Regions from separate parts of the Mus musculus genome. Here all the other regions are linked to region 1. A link is a loop called in an ENCODE intact Hi-C map of the cell type or tissue named here. Cell type or tissue: left cerebral cortex. All regions are shown on one strand.

The links. Peaks named below come from ENCODE experiments on the same cell type or tissue, not always from the same donor. Only the 100,000 strongest peaks of a DNase experiment are listed, where the experiment ranks them.
Region 2: a loop joins it to region 1, with 4 times the contacts of the local background. A loop is called at or near these places in 14 of 42 quality-filtered maps.
Region 3: a loop joins it to region 1, with 1.8 times the contacts of the local background. A loop is called at or near these places in 2 of 42 quality-filtered maps.

What each region holds. Positions count from the first base shown.
Region 1 is chr3:101,160,433-101,165,432 of GRCm38, reverse strand. No RefSeq gene overlaps it. Among named protein-coding and RNA genes, the nearest start is that of Ptgfrn, 53 kb to the right of the region's middle. In left cerebral cortex, a CTCF peak has its summit at 2,228 (motif pointing right); DNase peaks (open chromatin) are centred at 1,598, 2,078, 2,553 and 3,112; H3K4me3 peaks cover 642 bases; H3K27ac peaks cover 759 bases.
Region 2 is chr3:100,979,995-100,984,994 of GRCm38, reverse strand. No RefSeq gene overlaps it. Among named protein-coding and RNA genes, the nearest start is that of Ttf2, 13 kb to the right of the region's middle. In left cerebral cortex, no CTCF peak of the experiment used is centred here; no DNase peak of the experiment used is centred here.
Region 3 is chr3:101,057,016-101,062,015 of GRCm38, reverse strand. Ptgfrn (prostaglandin F2 receptor negative regulator) reads left to right here. Exons shown (of 9, transcript NM_011197.3): 5 at 954-1,379. Among named protein-coding and RNA genes, the nearest start is that of Cd101, 30 kb to the right of the region's middle. In left cerebral cortex, no CTCF peak of the experiment used is centred here; a DNase peak (open chromatin) is centred at 2,598.

The DNA of each region.
Region 1 (5,000 bases):
TGAGGCTGACTTTCAGAGACTGACAGCTGAAGACCTCAGTGGACAACACTCTCAGACCCTGGGGCGGCCATGTGTCTTGAGGGAAGAACCTGAATGGAGGGTGAACTCTATTTTGCAACAGCTGCGTTTTTTTGTGGCCTCTACTTTAGCTCCTACCTCCTGCTTGAACCCCTGCCCCGGTGTCCCTCAATGATGGGCTATAACCTAAGAAACCCTTTGCTCTCAGGGCAGTTTTTTATCACAGCTGAAAGATGGTGAGGACAGAAGAAAGGGAAGCAAGCAGAGAGGGAGCAGACAGGGCAGGCTGGAATTAACTGAAGCACAGGAGCACGTTTTCCCACCCGCAGGACCAAAAAATGGTGGAATGTTATCAGCAAAGCCACTCCCAGAGATAGCCACTCCCTGACATTGCTTGCCTACCTTGGCCCCTTGAGTCAAAAGTTGGAGGTCACTGTAGAAGAAAGCCACTGCTGTCAGGACATGAGGCGAGCACCAGCAGTCTGCCAGGCCAGGGGAGTCATAGCAACCTCCAGGAATATTTGACTCCTCTGCCCGGGAGTGATACTTTCAGATGTCCACAGGGAGAGTACGTCACATGGCCCACCATGGTAATGGTTTTGGGACTAGGTGCCAGCCTTGTTTCCATCAAGACAAGAGAAAGGGTGCTGTTGAGAACTGTTAAGGAACACTCACTACATCTGTGTGAGACTGATGTTTTAATGTGCCTCAGTTTACCAATCTGTATAGTGGGAAGGACAGCACCTATCCAGAGTGTGAGAAATGATGTGAACGCACATACAGCATTCTGGCCATTGAGTGAGCCAGCACTGGTGACATCCTGGCTCTAATCTGAATCGAATAAATGTACGGGACCTGACATAGCTCCTTTGATTCTATTATTTTACTTTATAACACAAACACATTATGTATGTTTTTACGTCTCAAACATAACATTAAATGATAAGGTATGCACAGTTGACGTTAGGCGTGGTTGACATTCTTAGACTGATTTCAAATACGTAAATATACCAAAATACTAAAAATGTGGTCACTCTGGTGGGTGATGGCTCCGGTGACAAGCTGACTTGTGTGCAAGCATCAGGACCTAAGTCTGGATCCCTAGCACCCACGTAAAAGCCTTATGGTGGCTTTGTGTCCTTAACCCCAGAACAAAAGGGGTGGGGGCCGGAGCAGGATGGAGACAAATGGATCCTAAAGCTCACTGGCCAGCCAGCCTACTGCTGAACTGCTGAGCCTCAGGCTCAGGGGGAAATCCTAACCCTACTCCCACCCACACCAAAAGGACCAATAGTGTTTGCATCTCAAATGCTCTGTCTGGCTTCTGACAGGTGAGGTATTCCATGTCTCATTCAGACACTGTAGCCTCAGAGCCTGTAGCAGCTCCAAGCCAGCATTGTTACTTTTGGCCTCCACACCTAGGCATACTGTGTACAAATTCCACCCCCACACAAATAGATACATTTTTAAAGTTGTAATGGCCAACCACAATGACTTGTACTGACTTGGAAACTCTGGAACATCAATCTGATTAGTTCAAACCAGACGTGGAGTGTGAGTCACCCAGATAAATCACCAACTCTCTGGTCTACTTGGGGAGTGATGGGGGGATGGCCTATGCCTGGACTCACCGCGTAAACAAAAGTCACCCTCATTTACTAACAGAGAAGATCTATTTCCTGCTGAGCACTTCTAGTAGGGGCTTTGGGGCAAAGGGTCAAATACGCTCTGCTGGAATCTGCTTCCCTTCCCCATCAGGTTTGGCGCTGCAACAGGCTCTCCCTGGCTACAATGTCATCTGAATGAGACTCTGAAAGGCCTCACCTGCCAGAAGCCGGACAGAGCTTTTGAGATGCAAACCCTATGGTCCTCAGAGATGAGAGGATGAGAGAGAGAAGTCACTTTCAAAGCACTGCCTGCCCCCTACTATACACTCGCTAAGCATACACTGCTTGCTCAATCTGCTACGAAAACAGAATTCTAAAATAAGCTGTAGCCTGCTCTCTCAAATTGGAACTTAGAAGAAGACGGATTGGTGTATTTGAGTTAGCTTCATCCTCTTGCACGTACACCCTCCGCCCCACCCCGTACCCACAAGGGCAGCACTGGTTAACAGAACCAGTTAAGGACGGGAAAGACAGACACCGATAATTACGAGGGCAGGCTAGAAGCTGCATGAAAATAAAATACACAGAAGCCAGCAGATGGCAGTTAATCATAATTTTTCCTGCAATTTCTATTAATTGTCGAAGATTCTTCATTCTGTCTACCCATAAGACGAATGATACGCTGATATGGCATAATAAGTAATGTTTCCCCTTTGAGATATTAAATAAGCGTGCTACATAAAGGTTCCCCTCCCACATAACTAGCCCCAGACCTGATTTTTCTCATGCATGTATTTATCATACTATAGCACGCCATGCATATGCATGCCCATATATCTGTACACTCCCCGGCACGCTGCATGCTTGATCAATGTATAATGTTAAAGCCAACGCCCGGGTTCATCTCCAGAAGCAAGACTGAATCAAGGAACTGTTGTTCCTAAAACAGTGCCGAGAAACAATTTAAACCACGTTGTCTGACAGAAATAGCAATGCAAAAATACCTTAGGGAGGCCACTGGGGCAGTTTCCTCTAAGGCTCTTATTACAAGCATTAACAACGTGCACGACCCCTTCCTGGCTGCTGTCCCTCACCCGCCAACCCTTCTAGCCTTTCCCCTTCCCTTCCCTCCCTCTCCCTGAATTTCCATACTGCCTTTCCTTTCCAGATGTCTAGTTCTGTCACTCTGCTTCTCCTGTTCTCTCTCTCTCTCTCTCTCTCTCTCTCTCTCTCTCTCTCTCACACACACACACGCACACACACACACACACACACCAGCCCGCATGTCCCTGGTTTCCTGAGTCTTGCAGGGACAGATGCTGTACCAGGCAGGGTTCTTGATTTCCAACATTACAAATCGACTCTTAGGTAGAAAAAAAAAAAGGAAAAATTATTGGAGAGCACTCAAGTAGTTCACAGAATCGCCAGGAAGCCTGGGAAATTTGGCTCGGTGAACAGGCACGAACCAAAGGATTTGGCACCAAAGTGCAGAGCCAAGGTCACACCATTGAAAACTACCCAGTGGGACTGCCACCAGCATCCAGCTCACCAGTCACTAATGACCACCGCTGACAGTTGACTCTGCGGCGGGATGGTCTACACACCTGAGACCTTTCCTTGGCTTCTCCCGTTCCCAGTCTGGGCTTCAGACCCAATGCCAAGGCCTAGAGGGCGGGCCTTGCGCACAGCTTTCCAAGAGCAGAGCTATGGCTCTGGCTCAGACCACAGCAGGGTCAGGGCACACAGCCCAGAGGCTGGGCGGCTTAGCAGAGTGCAGGACACTGTGAATCTGGAGGGACACTGGATGACACAGGCCAGGTTAAAATCGGTAGCCTCCCTCCACCCTATAGGTTTGGAGATCTGCGCTTCCTAGCGGAGCGGGAATAACTCCGGGGAAAGTTATTTGGCTGGACACATCAGGATTAGTGATCCCAGCTCTGGAAAGATAATGTCTAGTGAGATCCTGCTGCCGCTCAGGCCCCTCCCCGTCCACTCAGTCGCTTCTCAGTCTCAGTCCCAGGCTGAGCAAGGGGCTACAGCTGGGATGTGAACGCTCTTTGTTCTCCGGTTCACTTAGCCACCCTCCATTGCTGCTCCGGAGGACCAGAGGACCGCTCTCTTGACCTCCCACATTTTAACCCTTAATGGAGACTGGTTTCTTTCTAGGGACCAGATTTGCAACCAGATTCCAGGTCTGGCCACAGGCTTTGCTCTCTTCTGCCAGCTGTTCCCAATTAGGAGCTGGTTTAAGCAATTTGAGTGTCTGAGGGTGTCAGTCAACAGGAGTATTTGTTAGTATTTAGTTTCCCTTAGGATCTTAACCCCAGAACTAATGGATTCTCTAATATCCTGAGTTACGAGGTGATTTTTGTAGGTTTTCCAAGAAAGGAGAATAAAATATATGAATAAAATCTCTAGGCAGTGGGCCTGGCGGCCCCTCCCAGTACATGGTAAGTGATGGATGCAGTTCTCTGAGTCATCCTGACAGGACTCTGATTTTGCCTACCTTCTTGGGTCGTGGTGTTAGCTCAGTTCTCATGCATGTTTTAGTGAAGGGTCTTTGTGTGAATCTTCCTGACTTTTTTTTTAAGGTAGGGTTCTGGGGGAGTTCTAGCATAGAGTGAAAAAAGGACTACACACACCTATATTCACTTGGTTTCGGTTTAGTGTTTGAGCATCTATTATAGCCCAAAGACTTGATTATTCTAGAATTGCAAAAAAGTCACAACTCGGTCCTATGGATCTCTTCCAACAAATGGCATTTTTTTTTAGAAGATCGAAGACCAGCCTTTGGCTACGTTTGTTGCCAACTGTTCAGAACCGCCATGACTGTGGTGATTATATAAACCAGATGGCTTTTAGTTGGTTTTGTTATTATTTTTAAACTCTGCAGACTAATATCCCCTTCCTGCCTGCACCTGGCTGGCTTCTCTCCCCGGCTCCTTCCAGGAGTCACCACATTCACTCACTCCTTCAGTTGACAGCAGCAGAGAATTGGCCGGGGAATAAATGTCACTGGCAGGAAAGTGCCATAGATAAGTGGATCTGTAGTAGCCACTCTCTGTTGCTTCGACTCTGTGTTTGGGGGGCTATGGGAGGCCCCCTCCATCTACATCAGGCTGTTCCGTTAAGTACAGATATATACTCTGGGGCCAGTAATCTCTCCTGAAGACACATGTCCTTGTGTCACACTGTGAGCATTTATAAGTCATCTCCTTCCGTCAAGTTTGTGTTATATACTGTCTTAGGACCTCCAGTGGTCTCACCGCAGGAGTGTGGCTAAGAATTGCTCTTCCTGAAAGCATTGTTCCCGGGAGTCAATCAATGAGTGAACACTCGATAGATTACTATACTGGCTGGTTTTGTATCAACTTG
Region 2 (5,000 bases), 180 kb after region 1:
GACTTAGCCCATAGCCCCAAGAAAGCTCTGAGGAAAATGTTCCTTAATGCACTAGCCGTGCTTTTTGGCTTCTGTAGTTCCACTTTGTGCTAACTGAAGTGTGCTGACCAGGATAGAGTCTTTGTGTGTAAAAGATAAAGCGCTGAAAGGCCTGGGCTTGGGGCTGCAGGGTTTGGTCAAGTACCCTGTGCAGCAGCTGGCTGGCAATAAAGACTTTCCTTTTGTCTTTAAGAGTATGGTGGTCTCTGGTGGACTTATCGTACAGTGATTCAATAGGACAAAGAAGTTAAAGGCAGAAAACATTGAAACAGAAGTTAAACTGTCTTTATTTTCGGGTGACTTGATTACATTTTTTTGGGAATCCCAAATCAGATACTAGATCAGTACAGAAAATAAACTGTAGTCTAATATCAAATGACTTGGAAATCATACCTATAATAGAATAAAACATCAAATGCCTTGAAATAAATTTTTAAGAATCCTATATTTAACACTATAAGTAAGATATTGCTGGGCTGAAAAAGACCTATTAGTGAGTCTATTTTCACAGTTAAAAGACTCAGCATCATTAACACGTCAATTATCTTTGAGTCGATCTACTGATGTGAAGCAGCTGTTAACAGTGCAGGGAGACATTTTTGGTGTCGCATCTCAGGGAAATGCTAGTGAATGAGAGACCAGTATTCTCTGAACACTCTGAAATGCGTAAAACGGCAACCCCCAAAGGATATACTTTTCAAGCCCCAAACTTCATTAGTGTCACACTTAACGGAATCCTGACTCAAATCCCAGATACTTTTAGGTATCAATATGCTCATCCTAATGCTAAAATATGTATAATGTATATGTAAAATACGTATAAAAATACATAGTATTTGGGACCAAGAAGACCATGTGTAAAAATAAAAGGTTGAAGGAATTACATGATCAGGTTACAGGAAATTCTGTAAAATACAATAATTAAGACCTGAAATGTGTCTACATATAAATAAAGAACCAATAGAGAAGAATTGGAGACCTGAAGTAAATCTACACAAATGTATTTACCCGATTTCTACTCTCGCTGCGACTTTACTGAGGAGAGAATACTTCTTTCAGTGAATTATGCTTGAGTAATTAAAAATAATACGTAAACACTACCTCACACTGTACATGATAAAATGATAAAGATCATTAAAATTAAAAATTGAGGATCAAATAGGTGACTGACATTGCATAATTTTAATATTAAAGAGGAATGGTGAGGTACATATTTTTAATGAGCGTCCCATGGTTCTGACTGTGTGATGAGGTTTATATTAAGAGCCAAGCGTGTGGAAGTTGCTGACAAAGTCCCTTCTCTCAGCAAAGAGGGAAGCGAAGTGTACACTTACTTCGTTGAGCAGATACCATGGGTTTAGAAGGATTGAATCTCTGTGACAACATGGTGGAGAAAATGGCATCAGTCAGAGTTCTCCAGAGAAACAGAAGTGACGGGATCTGAACCGAGACGTCAGAGGAATTTTGTTTTGGAAATTGTTTCACACAGTTACGGAGGCAGTGAGATCTCTAGAACAATGTTTGTGGACCAGAGACCCTGGAAGCAAATGGTGTGATTTAATCAGCACCCAGGGGCCTGAGAAACTAGGGGAGCCAGTGAGGTGATTCCTGCACTGGGGTGTAAGGCCTGAGAACTGAAGGGCAAAGGCACAAAGGCCTTGCAGCCTCAGGCATCAAAAGTCTTGTATTCAAGGGCAGAAGATGGACATCACCTCAAGAAGAGAGGATTTGCCTTTTCTCGGGCTTTTGTCTATTTGTGCTGCTAACACAACCTGTAACTACCAACCTGGAGACTGATCTTTTTATTTAATTGGTTTTTTTTTTTTTAGATTATTTTATTTCATGTGTATTGAATGTTTTCCCTGCATGTATTTATGTGTACCTCAGGTGTGCATGGTGATCATGGAGATCCAAAAAGGGGTGTCAGAACACCTGGAACTGAAATTATAGATGTTTGTGAGCCACCTTGGGAGTACTGGGAATTGAACCTGGGTCCTTTGCAAGAGCAATGGGTGCTCTAACCACTGAGCAAACTCTCTAGCTCACAGGGCTGATAATCTTTATGTGGCTTGCTTGCTCATTTTCTCCCTGCAGCATCCTTCCAGACATAGCCAGGAACAGTATTTTATTAGTTATCTTGGGCATTCTTTAGCCCAATCAAGTTGCTGCATAGAATTATCCATCACAACTGTAAAACAGGGAGACAGTTCTGTCTTATGATCACTGAGGATCATGACACCCAAAGCAGTGCTCCCTCTTCTGCAGTGTGCAGAGACTCTGCCCACTCATGAACAGAAACACATCAGTAACACAAGAGTAACAGGAGCCCCACTGGGGCAACAGCAATGATAGGACCTAAGTGAGAGGTCTTCTCGCTCTTAAGAGGTGACATTGGCTCAGGGAAGCTGGGGAGCCCTTTGCACTCAGCACTAACTTCCACAGAGTCTCTTTCAGCCCAACACTTGTCGAGAGTGTGGTCACTCAGTGTGACCTTATGAGGGAGTTTATACAGACACAGGAAGATGTATTTTGTGATGGTCTCCTGTCACTGAAGGCAGACGCTACAAATTCTCAAATCTGTCTTTAGGGAGTCTTTGCATTGTCTTTAGGGAGCCTTTGCATTGTTTCCTGGCCTGTCTGGCAGCAACTATTTGTACCACCCTGCTGGTCACGAATAATGGAAGGTTCTCTAGTGGCCATTGCTCAAGATACGACCTGCTCAATAAAAGGCTGCTCATAGCAGAATGACCTGCGTTTCCTTAAGCATTGTTCAGATGCCCGCCAAGCCCTACAGCCGACAAATAGCAGTTCTGTGCCTGGCGAACAGGTCGACTGAGGGAACAGCTTGAGAGGAGCTGCAGCATCTGAAGGGAAGCAGTGGGGCTCAGCTTCCAATGTGAGGAAGGGCTGTCCACTCTGCCCAGCGTCAGCTCCTAGCACGCAGGCGCGTCTAAGTGTACCCGTGGTGCTTGAGTGAGGAAAGGCATTCACAAGGCATGAAATAAGGAAGCACCAGTCACTATCCTGCTCCCATGTAGTCACCTGCCCTGTTCAGCAGTTTGTCCCTCCCCTCCAAAGGCATAGTAAACACAGAAGCCCTCACCAAGGAGCTCATTTCAATAAGACAGAGTGAAGCTACTAAGTACTTCTACTCACCAACCACTTTGACTTTTTGCCCTTTTTAGATCCACAAAATATAGGTAATGTCTCTGACCTGACAGGGCTCAGGTGAGGCTTCAATGAGAAAGACGTGAGGGAGTTAGCGTTCCTTCCTTTAGGGAGTAGTCGTCCCCACCAGCTCCTTGTGTGACGCTTTCTGCACCTGGAAGGGAAACACCAGCTACCTGTGTTCTAACTCCTAACATATCCTGGAGAGCAAGGCGTGGGATCTGAACACAAGCCCAGATGCAGTCACAAAATAGGAGTGCTGCCCTGTTCTCAGCTGTGGAGGGCTACCAGGGCAAGGGGAATAAAGGAACTTTTGGATAATGTGGTCTGGGCACTTTTCAGTTAAATGAGAAGCCAGTGTGGTTTAGTCCAGGGGTTCAAAGCAAAGATATATAAATATGTGGAGAATAATGAGGAATGGAGTCACTGGAGAGTTCTATACTTGTATTAATTAGCTAATTCAATTTATATGTAGATTTTAGTGCAAATGGCACATTCAGAAAACATTGTATGTGGAAACATATGCTGTGGTAGTTGGTAAACAATTAGCTTGGGAATTTGTGTTGGTATGCTCTGGCCGAGGGTAAAACACCAGAGGCGGGTGATGGACATCACAGAAATTTATTTTCTCACAGTTCTCAAGGCTGAATCCCGGATCAAAGTGCTGATCCGTTGTCAGCTGAGGGTGCTTCCTGGCCTATGAATAAGACATCTTCCTCCTCAGTGTGCTTTCTGACAGGGAGAGCGATCCTTTCTGCTCATGTTCTCTTTGTCTCTGTCTGACTGTCTCCTTGTCTCTGTGTCTGTCTGTCTGTGTCTGTCTGTCTGTCGTCTGTCTCTCTCTGTCTGTCTCTCTCTGTCTGTCTCTCTCTCTCCCTCTCTCTCTCTCTCTCTCTCTCTCTCTCTCTCTCTCTCTCTCTCTCTCTCTCTCTCGTAGGCATTTGCATGTCGAGGCACACTTGTAGACTTCTGAGAACAGCCTTGGACTTTGGACTCTGCCTCCCATCATGTTGAATACAAGGTGTCTTGTGTGCAGCTGCACAAGCCAGAGGAGCTGGTCCCCAAGCTTCCAGGGACTCTCCAACCCCAGTTTCCTATCTCACAGTAGGAGTATTAGTATTACAGATGTGTGCTACTGCATCTGGCATTTACTTAGGTTCTGGGGATTCAAACTCAGGTCTTCACACTTGCGTGGTAAAAGCTTTACCCACTGAGCCATCTCCCCTATTGTGTCTTCTGGTAAGGACATTAATAATCATCTCAAGAGCATTAATAATTGTCACCTTCAGAACCTCATCTAAATCTAATTACCCCCTAAAGCGCCATCCTAAATATTAATGTTTTGGCACCAGTGCATGAACTGTGGGGAACATAATGCCATAGCAGAATTCTTGAGATAATCAACGAACGTTTTTCCCGTATTTACCATACATGAATGTTCTTCAAGACTCAGAACATTTTTCAATGAAGAAAAGTTATTTAAGTGCTATAGGCCTGGTATGTTTTATTGTATAAGCACACACGCGCACAACACACACACACACACACTGTGTAATCTTAAAGCAGCATCAGTTGAATGAAGTGAGCTCAATTTCTCCACCTGTCACTTAGCCCTGCTCCAGCTCTTCCATGAGAAACAAGCAATGCCTGAAGTGGCAGGCATAGTGTCATCATGAAAAAGTTTAAGAATGCAGAGGCATTGCTTAAGGATGCGTGCAGAGCTCTGGGTAGGGACAGAGAGCCAGGCTGTGACCCTGCCCACCACCACCTCCCAGGCATCCAGGGACACTGCT
Region 3 (5,000 bases), 100 kb after region 1:
GGGTGTCGGCTGACTGGGTACAGATTCAGTGGAAAATAGCAAATGAGGCTTAAAAATATCTGAGAATGAGTCCTAGGGGCCTTGCATTTGGGGCACAGCCAGGGGTGGCAGGAGCCCGAATCCTGGTGGGACTGGAGAGCCTTAGATTGTACATCGTTCTTTAGGTTAGAACTTTGCGTTACTGCCTCAGTGGGAACTTTGGAGGTCTTAAGCTTGCTTGGTATCCCAGAGACAATCCTGATAGAAGGGGACACTGAGATCTTTCTTAAAGACTCCAACCTCCTGGATTACCTGTTATCGTCCCCTTGTCCTGTGGAAAAGTAAGGGTTCTGACCCGGGATGTGTGGCTTCTGGCCTTGGCAGCTCCCTCCCTCCCTCCCTCCCTCCCTCCCTCCTATTCTCCCTCCCTCCCTCCTATTCTCCCTCCCTCCCTCCTATTCTCCCTCCCTCCCTCCTATTCTCCCTCCCTCCCTCCTATTCTCCCTTCCTCCCTCCCACCCTCTTTTCTTCCCCCTTCCTCCCTCCCTCCCTTCCTTCCTTCCTTAATTTCATCTTATTTTTTAATGTGTAGGGATATTTTACTTGCATGTATGTCTGTGCACCACATGTGTACAGTGTCCTCAGAGGCTATAAAAGGGTATTGGATTCCCTGGAACTGGACTGAGAGATGGTTGTGATTGCCATGTGGGTTTTGGGAATTGAACCTAGGTCCTCTGTAAGCAGGCAGGGCTCTTAAGTCTGAGACACCTTGGCAGTTTTCTTAAGGCAGATACTTGAAGAAGTGGTTTACACACTTTGAGAAATACTCTTACAGGGTCCTTCCTGCTCAACGCCAAGACTTGATTTTTATTTCAGAAGCTAGCAGGATGGACGATTTGTTGGAACGCGAGTGGTCCTTGACTTGTTCCTTGGACAATTCTTATGTCGTTGTGTTTTCTCTTTCCCCACTTCAGAACCAGAATACCAGGTCTACCTGAACGCTTCTAAGGTCCCCGGGTTTTCAGACGACCCCACGGAACTGCAGTGCCGGGTGATAGACACGAAGCGTCTGGAGGCCGGTGTCCGACTTACCGTGTCGTGGTACTATAGAATGACCCGTCGCAATGACGACGTGGTGGCCAGTGAGCTTCTCGCAGTCATGGATGGGGACTGGACTCTGAGATATGGAGAGAGGAGCAAGCAGCGGGCCCAGGACGGAGAGTTTATTTTTTCTAAGGAGCACACAGACACATTCAATTTCCGGATCCAAAGGACTACGGAGGAAGACAGGGGCAATTATTACTGTGTTGTGTCTGCCTGGACCAGGCAGAGGAACAACAGCTGGGTGAAGAGCAAAGATGTCTTCTCCAAGCCTGTCAACATATTCTGGGCCTCAGAAGGTGGGGACATCATCCTGTCACTGCTCAGTTTGGTTTAATTTCTTAAGTCATCTGTCCATGTTTGTGTAGGCACCCTCACTCTCCGTTCACACTGGAAATCTGTGCTCATACACTAGGGAACTGGAACCACATGGCCCTTTGGGGACATGGGCCTCTGCCACTCACTGTCCTTAGCAAAGCCTTGCATTTCCTGAACCCCAGTCAGTGTTCCTTTTTCTTTCTTTTGGATGCCAGCCTCCTCTCTGAGGACAGTTGTCCCAGAATCTACCTCAGTGGCTGTGTTTTCTTCCCACATTCCTTGAGTAGCTGGGAATAGAGGAGTCAGGCACCCCCTTGTCCCTCTGCAGTTTCTACCATTCCCCACCAGTCCTGAAAGACCCCTCTCTGCCCAGGGCCACACCTCTTCCACCTGCCACTCATCCTGATTGACTCCTTGCTCTTCTGCTCATCTGCTGGAGCTGCTCGCCTTGGTTTCATGGCCACTTTTGTTACTACTCCTGTCTGGCTAGCTGTGTTGAAATCTTCCTGGGAGCTTTCAAAAAAGAAAAGAAAGGATCCCAGTAGAAGTTGTATTTAAATTGGTCTGAGGTGTGTGCGGTCTGGACACTGGGATTGAATCCTCTAGAGGGGCCACTGTGGAAGACCCTAGTGTAGACAACATTTTCATTCTCAGCCCCCTGCCTTTGTCTCTAAGTATCACGTCCTCTGTCCCTTTTGGTCTTTCACTCCCAATTCTTTTCATCTGACCCGTTCACTTCTGAAATCCAGCCCTCCATAGCTCAGTGTCACTGTCTGGTTCTCTAAGATCACCGGCTCCCCAGATCATTCCCTTTAGTGCTTCAGCCTTAGTGGTTCTGTCTTCTACCATTGTCCTTCCTTCTTCCTGGGCCTTTACTTCTCTCTTACCAGAAAGTCCAACATGGACCTGGAGCCCGTCCTGATACACGTCCAGGGCTGGGGGTAAGGAGAGCTGTTTGATCATCTACGGATATCCAGCCTAAGTTCCCAGCCAATCATGTCCCTTCTTTGCTTTCTTAACTCTCTTTCCCTGGCTTGGTCTACCTTATATTCTGCTTAAAACACTACCTGATTCAAAGCCAACTTTGCTGTCGCTTTGGCTGCATATGCAGAGTTAGATGCAGTTGAAGGAAATAGCTTTCCAACAGTGAAGGTCTCACTTCAGATCTCCAATCTCTTCTGTCACGTGGGCTCTCAACATTGAGAGTCATTCTGGTTTCCTTTGTGTGTTTACTTCCCCACTCTCCTAAGTGATAATTGCACACCACCTGCTCTCTGAAAACCTCCTCCCCCAGCCTCTGTCGGCTCCATTCCCTATAAAAAGATCATCAAAGGAGAACTTGTATCTGCCATGTTCAGCATTGAGCCTGTTACTTGCCCGTATGTCTTAGCAAAGGTTAGCCCCTCTCACAGCTCAGACACATGCCCCACCCCCTTATATCATCAATATTCTCTCTCCTCTGGTCCTTTCCCATCAGCCTGCTAACACTGCTTTAGAGAAACCGCTTTTGGTCTATTTCTGTTTCTTACAACCTTGCCCACTACTCTGCCCATTTATAGCGGTGGATTCGATTTATCTATATTTAATATCTCTCATTTCTCCTCCAGTTCTCTGTGGTACCTGCTCCCCAACCCCTTAGTCACATGTTGATATTGCCAAAGATCAACACACTACAGAACCCTGTTTGTCACTTTCCTTCCTGGGCCGGGACAGTTTCTCCCTTGCAGGAATGCTCTGGCTTTTCCCACTGCTTGTGGGAAGCCTTTCCGGGCCCTGTTTCCCTCCTCACTGCAGTACCTCAGCCTCCCTTCCGTACTGCTTCCTACTCAGTTCCCACTCAGGACACATCAGGACACAGTCCCTGCATTCCTGCTTAACTTGCTCAGCTTTAGCTTCACAGGACACATAGCAGGGGCTGACTCCCAACTGTGCCCGTGTGTGCCCGCATGCCCCAGAACTTCGCCTTCACTGATATGGTGCCTTCCTGCCTAGCAAGCAGCTCTTAAGTTGCTGTCCAAAATGGAGCCTCTGGCCTCTGCCACCCATCTTCTTCCACCTTTAGTTGTTGACCTAAACCTTTACCTCTGACTCCTCACTTTTGCTTTGCTTTGCTTTGCTTTGCTTTGCTTTGCTTTGCTTTGCTTTGTTTACCTGCTAGGGATTGAAGCAGAACCTTATGGAGTGTTATGCAAGCCAGCCACATCCTGACCCCTAACTTCCCTTTTTGGTTGTTGTTTGATTTATTGGAGGCCTGTCTTGTTTTGAGAGGCAAGGTCTCCTGCAGCCCAGTTGTCCTCAGATTTACTGTGTTGTCAAAGATGACTGAGCTCCGATCCTCCTGCCGCTACCTCCCAAGTTCTGGGACTGCAGATATCACCATGCCCAATTCTAACTTCTTGAGACCAGTTTAGAGTCTAATGGCCTCTCATGCTTCAGGCTTATGAGCCCAGTGTTAATCTCTCATCTATATTTACATCACCAGCCTCCTGTCTGGTCTCCTTGCATCCACCCTTAACCACGCCCTTAACATCTAATCAGATGGTGAAATTCTTCCCCCCATACCTTTATAGATACCCTATCTCCGAGCAAAGCCCAGAGTCCTCTCAGTGTCCTCGAGTGTCCTGAAGACTGATCACCCTCCCCCACAGCTCTCCCTGCTGCCTACTCTACTGAGCGCCTCTGCCCTTCCCATAGCTCCCCTCACTACCTGACAAGCTCTGTAGCTCACCATTTGCTGTCTCCTCTGCCTAGGCAGCTTTCCCACCTCCCTCGGGTGCTGAGTCAAATCTTAGCGTCCTGGTGGGACCATCCTGGGCCACTCTGTCTATAACACTGCACCCTTTCTCTTATGTGGTCTCATGCTTTCTCTTTTTTGTCGGTTGTTCTTCTGTGGTTGTTCTTACATTTTTACCACCTAAACACACTATGTGTTTTATCTACTTGTCTTCCTCTACTAGTATATAAAAATGAAGGTCCTGGACCTCTACTGTTTTATTCCCAGTGTCTATGATATGAAGGCTGTTAGTAATTATGTTTAAGTCATGAGTGTATGACCAAACTCACAGGAGAATTGTGAACGAATGTGTCTGGCTCGGTAGAACCTCAGAAGCCGTCATCTCTCTAAAGATGGTGTATCACACATGTTGTGCTGCTGGGTTTGACAGGACAAATTGCTCCCCAAATCCCAGCATAAAATTCATAACTGAATAGATTCGGGGGTAATTACTGTACTAAAAGTTCTTTTTAAGGAATGGGCATAATTCATTTTATCTTTTAATAGCTACTTGAGTTCCTTCCATATGACGTTGTGCCATTGTGATTGATGTAACCTAATATATACATGCTTAGGGATTAGTATTTGACAGAGAAACTAATAGGACATGCAAACCCACTGGTAGTGTCCTTATAGACACCAACTCAACATTCTGAAAACCACCTCTCTGTGGTTAAACGTGTAAACTAGTTAGAGGTGGCCATGTCTGCAAATGCAATTGTATTTATTAGATTATATATCATATCTATCATAATTGACACAGGGTTGGGCAGAGAAGAGCCAAGCTTCCACACAGGCTAGCCCAAGGAGGCCTACTACCCGGGCAGTA